Linked DNA regions of Homo sapiens: regions 2 and 3 are each linked to region 1. A link is a contact called in ENCODE Hi-C or POLR2A ChIA-PET data. All regions are on one chromosome and are shown on one strand. The core of a region is the stretch at or near the end of the contact, and the rest is flanking DNA. Distances in the headings are between cores, read along the strand shown.

The links. A loop is a pair of places that touch in the nucleus more often than their neighbours do. ChIA-PET counts read pairs that join two places held with the same protein, here RNA polymerase II (POLR2A). Pooled maps may share reads with other maps.
Region 2: a loop to region 1 is called in a map of gastrocnemius medialis, with 5 times the contacts of the local background. The contact joins the promoter of LRFN3 here to the promoter of USF2 in region 1. A Hi-C loop is called at or near these places in 1 of 168 maps with a recorded cell type or tissue (gastrocnemius medialis), 1 of 37 single-sample maps with no recorded cell type and 7 of 50 pooled maps.
Region 3: a loop to region 1 is called in a pooled map, with 12 times the contacts of the local background. The contact joins the promoter of NFKBID here to the promoter of USF2 in region 1. A Hi-C loop is called at or near these places in 1 of 37 single-sample maps with no recorded cell type and 10 of 50 pooled maps. POLR2A ChIA-PET finds 5 or more read pairs at or near these places in 3 of 52 experiments (B cell, H1 and activated T-cell).

What each region holds. Positions count from the first base shown.
Region 1 is chr19:35,267,622-35,270,241 of GRCh38, reverse strand. USF2 (upstream transcription factor 2, c-fos interacting) reads right to left here and starts at 1,280. Exons shown (of 10, transcript NM_003367.4): 1 at 1,079-1,280; 2 at 750-796; 3 at 543-661; 4 at 239-439. The coding sequence starts at 1,140. LSR (lipolysis stimulated lipoprotein receptor) reads right to left here. Exons shown (of 10, transcript NM_205834.4): 9 at 2,508-2,620; 10 at 2,278-2,418. The coding sequence ends at 2,383. RefSeq lists silencers at 212-531, 672-861, 2,020-2,169, 2,270-2,339, 2,420-2,499.
Region 2 is chr19:35,935,004-35,937,623 of GRCh38, reverse strand. It overlaps LRFN3 (leucine rich repeat and fibronectin type III domain containing 3), which reads right to left and starts at 1,250. Exons shown (of 3, transcript NM_024509.2): 1 at 69-1,250.
Region 3 is chr19:35,899,223-35,901,842 of GRCh38, reverse strand. It overlaps NFKBID (NFKB inhibitor delta), which reads left to right and starts at 1,303. Exons shown (of 12, transcript NM_139239.5): 1 at 1,303-1,401. The coding sequence starts at 1,341. RefSeq lists a silencer at 1,270-1,419 and enhancers at 1,319-1,874, 1,780-2,029, 1,875-2,431, 2,444-2,620.

The sequences.
Region 1 (2,620 bases), core at 31-2,530:
ACTCTAAGAAACTTTCCTCTTAAGACACATCATTCCCATTTTGCGGGAAAAAAAAATTCCAAGAGCACTGTCCCCAGGTTTCACGGTGCACAACAGGGATCTGGCCCCATGCAGCCTGAGGCCTGAAGGCAGCATCCGCTGGGCGACACCTGCCCCACCCCCGGGGCTCCCCAAGAGCAGAGCCAGTGTCCCCTCTCCACTCCCTCCCCCCCCCACCCAGGGGTGGCAGGGCACCTACCAGCGGGAAGGGCGCTGCAGGACCTGGGGGCACAGAGGCAGCGGCGGGGCCCGGGCGCTGGGCTGCCCCGTCCACACCCACCTGGGTCACAGCCTGCTGCCCCCCCGCGAAGGCAGCGGTGGACACGACGCTGACGGCGCCAGCTGTGTCGCCCTGGCCGTCCAGCTGACCATCAGTCACCTGGACTACGCGGTATGTCACCTGCAGGGGGCGGCAGAGCGGCGAGGCCGGCGCTGGGGCCAGGTCCGAGCCTTCCCGGCGCGCCCGCCCGCCCGCCCGTTCGCCCTCGCGGCCCGCCGCTCACCTGTCCTCCATTTGTCTCTGTGCGGAACTGGTACTGGATGTTGTGGTCGCCGAACGCCGCCTGCTGGACGCTGGTGATGGCCACCGCTGTCTGCTCCTCCGCTCCTGGGCCGTCCCCGCCTGGGGCCGAGGAGGGTCGGGGCACGGTCAGGGCCGCGCCGAGCGCCCCCAGCCCTCCCCGGGCGCGGCCGGCCCGGCAAGCACTCACCTTCCTGCAGCTCGACGCCCTCCTCCGCCTCGGGTCCCTTGTCGTGGCTGCCAGGGGCACAGGAGGGAGCAGGGTCAGCGCGGCCCGCGCCCGCGCCCCCGCCCCCGCGCCCAGCTGCAGGGCCCCAGTCCCACCCGGCCGCGCCTGAGGCCGGGGGCGCCGCCGAGGCCGGGGGCCGGGGGCGGGAGGCGCCAGGTCCCCCCCGCGCCGGCGGCCTCCATTTTGAGCCGGGCCCGCGGCCGCTCGGGATCATGGCGGCCCCGGCCTGCAGGCCGCGGGGCCGGGGCCGGGGCCGGGGCGCGGGGGCACGGCCGGGCCGGGGATCTTACCTGGCGGCGGCAGCAGCGGTGGCCGAGGCAGCGGGATCCAGACCCGGGTCCAGCATGTCCATGGGGGGGGCGGGGGCGGGGGGGGCGCGGGGCCCGGGGGGGAGGGGAGGGGAGGGGAGGGAGGGAGGGGAGGGGGCGGGCGGCCGGGGGGGCCCCGAGCCCGGCGCTCACGCCGCGCGGCAGGAGGGGACGGAGGAGATACGGGAGCCGCTCGCGCTGATCACGGGGACAAACAGTGGGGTCATGTGAGGAGGAGATGCCGCCGCCGCCGCCGCAGCCGCCGCCGCTCCTGCAGCCGCTGCAGCCGCCGCCGCCTCCGCCTCCGCCCGCCCGCCGGCTCCGGGCGGCCCGAGGCTCCGGGACGCCGCGCGGCCGCCCCCAGCCCACCCAGCTGCCCGCCCGCTGCACGCGGCCCTCAGGCCTCCTTCCCTGAGCAGCCGCCGCCGCCGCGACTTTTTTTTTTGAACACGGCCCGCCCTGGCTGGCCGCCGCCAGTGCCCTGGATCGCCGGCTCGCGCGGCCGCCGCCCGGCTTGGCCCAGTCCGGCGGCGGATCGCTGCTGCAGCCGCCGCCGCTTTCTATTTTTCCCCCTTTTTTTTTTCCTCCTTTACTTGAGCTGCGCGCGCGCGGCGGCGGCGGCGGCGGCGGCGCGAGCCCCGGGGCGGACGCGCGCTGGGGGGAGGCGGCCCGGGGCGCGCGCGCTGGTCTGTCTCCGGGGGCGGGCGGGCGCGCGCGAGCCCGGGGCTCCGCGGGGCGCGAGGTCGCCGCGCGCCGCCCTGGTGAAACGCGGGTCTGGATGGAACGTCGGGGTACCCGGTGCAGGGGCTGGGGTCGTCGGGGGCCAGGTGGGCTGCCCGAGTTTGGAGACAGTAAAGTAGGTCGGTGGGGGGCTGGGGGGGATGGGCTGGAAGGGGAGAGGAGCGCGCGCGCGTCCCGGACGGCCAGCCTGCGGTGCGCGAAGGCGGAGGGCCGGGGCGCATGCGCACGCCTGGGCGGGGCCGGGGCGCGCACGCAGGCGGGCGGCGGCTGCGCGGGGCACGTTCTCCGGCCGGCGGCGCGGGCGCGGGCCGGGCCAGGCTGGGTCTCTTCCTCCCGGCCCCGGACTCCGGTGCCCCCGGGACGCGGCGCTTTACAGACGCATACGGGAGCAGCCCCGGTCCCCCGCCCCGCGCGGCCGAACAAATGGTTCTCTCCAGAGCTTGTGATTATACGTTTTATTAGACTCGGGAGGGGTATGGCAGGGCTTCATCAGTGTTCCTTCAAATTAAAAAAAAAAATACAAAAGCTACGTAGAAAACGTCAGATCAGACGACTAAACTTTCCCGACTCAGGGCCAAGTTCTGCAAGGGAGAAAGAAAGAAGGGTATGAGCCGCGGGGACCGGCTGGGGGCCCAGGGACGGTCTGGACGCCAGGGAGGGCGGCCCTCACCTTCTTGAGCCTGCGCTCTCGGGACGCCTGCGAGTCGGTCTCCGAGTACGGGGGCGGCGCGGGCGGGTAGTAGGCCTCTTCCTCCTCCTCCTTGTGGGGTCTCCTCCTCTCCT
Region 2 (2,620 bases), core at 1-2,500, 670 kb before region 1:
GGTACCGTAACCCGCAGCCACAATGCTCCTCCCAGCCCGTCCCCACCTTGAGGTTTCAGCAGCCTTACCTGAGCTAGAAGCAGCCCCAGGGAGCAGAGTCCTAGCTCCAGGGGAGTCAGAGGTCAGGGCTCTGGAGGGAGCATCTGGTCATGCTTTTCCTGTCCCCAAGGCTTCTGTAGAGGGACTGTGTCCTGACTCGGCTCAAATCTGTGGCAACGGAGTCTCCAGACCTTAATACTCGGGGTTCCAGACCCCTAAATATTGGGCCTCTAGGGTCCAGTTTTACGGGTCCAGTTTGGGTTGTTCAGGGTCAGGGTCTCCCAGGTCCAGTCTTGGGATGCTAAGCAGCCAAACGGTGGGGTTTAGAGTCTGAGATCCGATCCCGGGGTTCTGCATTCAGATATTGGGGTGCTGAGTCAAGATTGGGAGGTCTCAAGCCCCAGATTTAAGCACTCAGGTCTGCAGCAAGGACTTCAGGCCCAAACTCGGGTTCAGGCCCCTTGGAATCCCACAGTCCAGATCTTGGAATTTGAGGCCTGAATCCCAGGGTTCAGGTCCCCAAGAGTGGGTTCCAGGGTACAGTACTGGAAATCCAGTCCCAGATTTCAAGGTCCCAGGCCCAGAATTCAGAGTTCAGCTCCAGGCTTGAGGTTTTAGATGTCAAATCTTGGGGTTCTGCTCCAAATATTGGGGTCTGTGTTCCAAATTGTGGGGTTCCGGCTCCAAATATTGAGGTCCCAGTGACCGATGTTGAGATTCCAGCCCCATATACTGGGGTTCAGGCTCCAGATCTTGGGGTTCCACGGCCGGATCTCGGGGTGCTGGTCCCAGATCAGGGTTCCAGGCTCGGGTTTCCGGAATTCCCGATTCAATCTGGGGGTGCAGGCCCCCGAGGTGGAGGTTAGGGCGCGGGGTCCGGGGCGGCGGCGTCCCGGCTGGCTTCCTGGGCTGCGGCGGAGGCTGACTGGGAGGGAGGGGACCGGCTGCGGTGGGGAGGGGGGCGACCGGGCAGCCCCAGGGCCGGGTGGGGCGAGGCCTGGGAGCGGAGGGACGGTCAGACAGACTGGGACACGCGGGATGGGGGCACCGCAGCGCAGGCGGGGGCGCAGGGGGGAGGGGCCGCGCTCAGAGACCCCTCCCCCGCCGGGGCCGAGGCGGGGGCCGGGCGGGGGCCGGGCTGGGCGGGCCGGGTCCAGGCGCTCCCGCGGCCTCCTCGCCGGCAACCCAGGGCAGCGCGCGCACCGGCGCTTAAAGGCGCAGGCTCCGCGCGCACCCGCGCTTAAAGGCGTAGGCACCCGCCCCTTCTCTCAAAGACGCGCCCCGGCCCCACCTCCCATGGAGTCGCACTGGCGCTGCTGGGAAAGAGAATCCCTGGATACAGAGAGACTGAGACAGAGAGACAGAGAAGAACGGAGATACAGAAAGGCAGACAAAAAGATGGGCAGGCTTAGATTGATGGATAGAGAGGAGAAAATGGAAAGAGGCAGAGAGACAGATTGAAACACACACATATTCGAGACATGGAAATGCACAGAGACAGCGAGACACAGAGAGTGATGGAGAGACAAGAGATAAGGACAAGTCAGAGAAAGACAGAAACAGAGATAGAGACGTGCGTGCGCGCGCACACACAGACACACACATACACACTCACACGCTCTAAGACGCAGCACCTGGGCTGTGAGAATGGTATGTGTGTATGTGCATTCAGTAACTATTCCTAGCCTTGAGTGTAGCGCTTCATTCCAGAGCCACTGGCCCCCCAAACCTGTCTCTTTCTGCCCCCCTTATCTCAGCACCACCTCCCTGGAATGTCCTTTCCACGGTTGGAGTTTCCTTACCTGGCCATGCCCAGCAATAGGCTTGATCTTTCAGGCCAGAGGGGCTCCTTCCCAAGGCTCCTTTCTCTGCCTGCAAGAGGGAAAACTTGTGCCATCTGGGATTAGGGAAAGACCTCAAGACACACTGACAGCCGGGGGCGGTGGCTCACGCCTGTAATCCCGGCTCGTTGGGAGGCCAAGGCGGGCGGATCTTTTGAGATCAGGCGTTGGAGACCAGCCTGGCCAACATGGAGAAACCCCGTCTCTACTAAAAATACAAAAATTAGCCGGGTGTGGTGGCGGACGCCCGTAATCCCAGCTACTCGGGAGGCTGAGGCAAGAGAATTGCTTGAACCCGGGAGGTGGAGATTGTAGTGATCTGAGATCCAGCCATTGCACTCCAGCCTGGGTGACAGAGTGAGACTCTGTCTTTAAAAGAAAGAAAGAAAGAAAGAAAAGCAGAGAGGGATGCCTTGCCTTGCAGGAGCCAGGCCAGGTGTCCTTGCAGTGCAGCCCACCAGGATCACCCGGGGGCACCATAGATCTCCAGGTCCCAACCTCAGAGTTTCTGGTTCAGTGGGTCTGAGGTGGGACCCAAACATTTGCATTTTTAACGAGTACCCAGGTGATGCTAATGTGACTTTTCAAAGACCATACTTTTTTTTTTGAGACAGGGTCTTGCTTTGTCACCCAGTACATTGGTGCAATCATAATTGACTGCAACCTCAAATTCCTGGGCTCAAGCAATCCTCCCACCTCAGGCTCCAGAGTAACTGAGACTACAGGCATGCATCGCCATA
Region 3 (2,620 bases), core at 54-2,553, 630 kb before region 1:
ATGCCTGTAATCCCAGCACTTTGGGAGGCCAAGGTGGGGGGATCACCTGAGATCAGGAGTTCAAGCCAATATGGTGAAACCCCGTCTCTACAAAAATACAAAAATTACCCGGGCATGGTGTCAGGCTCCTGTAATCCCAGCTACTTGGGAGACTGAGGCAAGTGGAGGTTGCAGTGAGCCGAGATCTCACCACTTTGCCACTGCACTCCAGCCTGGGCGACAGAATGAGACCCTCTCTCTAACAATAAAAATGTAATAATAAAATAAAATAGAAAAGCAAGCAAGCAGGGGAGAAATAGGGCCAACATGGTCAGTGCTGTGAAAGGTCACCAAGTGAAACTGAGAGTGGCCTCCCACTGGAATGCCAGCTCCAGGGCTGGGAATTCCTGCCTGCTTAGTTCACAATACACAGCAAAATGCCTCCTCTGCTGCAATAAATTATTTTAAATGATGAATGAGTAAATGAAACCAGACCTCTAAAAAGGGTGATGTAGGGGAGAGGGAGAAATTGAGCCACACCCTATACCCTTACCCACAGACCCTTCCTCTGGGAGTCTAGACCCCCAGTCCTGCCTCCCTCTGGACCCAGTAATATTCTCCCTGCCCCCACCCCATCTCCATCCCCACTCCTACCCCTACCCCCATGGGCAGGACCCAGGAGACAAAGCCTCCAGCACCCCCTTAGACACAGACCCAGAAATCCAGGCCCCAGCCAGGCACCATGGCTCAAGCCTGTAATCCCAGCACTTTGGGAGGCCAAGGCAGGCGGGTCACCTGAGGCCAGGAGTTCGAGACCAGCCTGGCCAACACGGTGAAACCCCATCTCTCCTAAAAATACAAAAATTAGCCAGGCATGGTGTCCAGCACCTGTAGTGTCAGCTACTCGGGAGGCTGAGGCAGGAGAATCGCTTTAATTCAGGAGGCGGAGTTTGCAGAGATCGCACCATTGCACTCCAGCCTGGGCGACAGAGACTCCTTCTCAAAAACAACAACAAAAAAAAAAAAAAAAAAAAAAGAAAAGAAAAAAAAGAAAAAGAAAAGAAAAGAAATCCAGGCCCCCCGGTTTCTCCCTCCTCTTGGAGCCCGGTGCCCTAGGCTCCTTCAGAGCAAAGATCTGGACCCCAGCTCCCTCCTTCCCGGGGGGACTGAGTAGTCCGCCTCCCAAGTCCGCCGCGCCCATTCAGGGACTGCGTTCGCCGGAGCGCGACCCGGGGACTCCCAGGCCTGTGGGCGGGCCCTGCCCAGGACTGGGCGGTGCCATAACCCCTAGTTTAAAAACTCGCGGGTACCGGACCCAAGATCGGGGACCCGGCGGCGGCTCCGCGGGGGAAACAGCGAGGCTGGCGCAGCGCCGAGGCCGCGGCCCTGGGGGCCCGCAATCCACGCCACGGAATCCCCGAGGTAATGGGCGCGGGCAGGACGCGTTCGGCCCCCTAAGAGAGTGAGGGACTGAGGATCGAAAGACTCCCGAGGCCCTGAGGGACGGAGCTGAAGCGTCAGTCCTTTATCCCGAGAGTGAGGGCCCTAGGTGTTTGGAGGAGGAGGGGATCGTGGATCGTGACAGAGGGGCGGCTGGGATCCCAGACTTCTGGGTCCTGGGGGTGCAGGGGCCTGGGGATCCAGGATCGCAGGGCCCCGAGGGTGCAAGGGCTGGGAGGCTTGGGAGGCTGGATCTCTGGGTCCTTGGAGGTGCTAGGGGTTGCTGGCAACCGAGACTCCTACCCCTAGAAGCAGGGACTAGGCTGAGTGCGGGGGGGGGGGGGGGGGGCGTGGTTGCTTAAAATCGGCGTGGGTCTCGGTGGGGAAGGGTCCGGAGCCTGGCCTCAGGGTCTACGCTGGCGGTGACCCTGCCTCTGCCCCGCCCTGGGATTTCCGGATGGCCACCCGTGCGGGGCTGAGCAGGAATTCCCCTTGCGCGGGGATTCCACGAGCGCCACGATCGGCCGCGCGCCCCGCCTCGGAGCAGGACACCTGGGGCACAGGACTTGGGGGGAAGGGGAGGATGGAAGATTCCCTTGCGTGAGCGCCGTGGCGTCAGCGCGCCGCGTCGGGGCTGTTTCCGAGCCACCTCCTCCCGCCCCCGCCCCGCGCAATCCCCACTTAACCCTTCCTCCGCCGGAACCCAGGCTCGGAAGGGTGAGGGTTCTGTCTTTCTGAGTCGTGGGAAGGAGTTTGGGAACTGGGGCTCCCAGGTCCTAGAGAGGAAGGAACTGAGGGTCCAGATTCCTGGGGCCTGAAAAAGAGACTGTATGGATGGGCCTTTTTTTTTTTTTTTTTTTTTTTTTAATGGAGTCTCTCTCTGTCGCCCAGGCTGGAGTGCAGTAGCGCGATCTCCGCTTACTGCAACCTCAACCTCCGCCTCCCGGGTTCAAGTGTTTCCCCTGCCTCACCTGGGATATACAGCCGCCTGCCACCACGCCCGGCTAATTTTTATATTTTTAGTAGAGACGGGGTTTCACCATGTTGGCCACCTGACCTCAGGTGATCCGCCCCCCTTGGCCTCTCAAAGTGTTGGGATTACAGGCGTGAGCCACCGCTCCCGGCCCGGGGTGAGGCCTTTGACTTCTCGAGGAGGGGCGCTGGGGACTCCTGATTTCCGGGTCAGGTTCTAGGGAAAAAA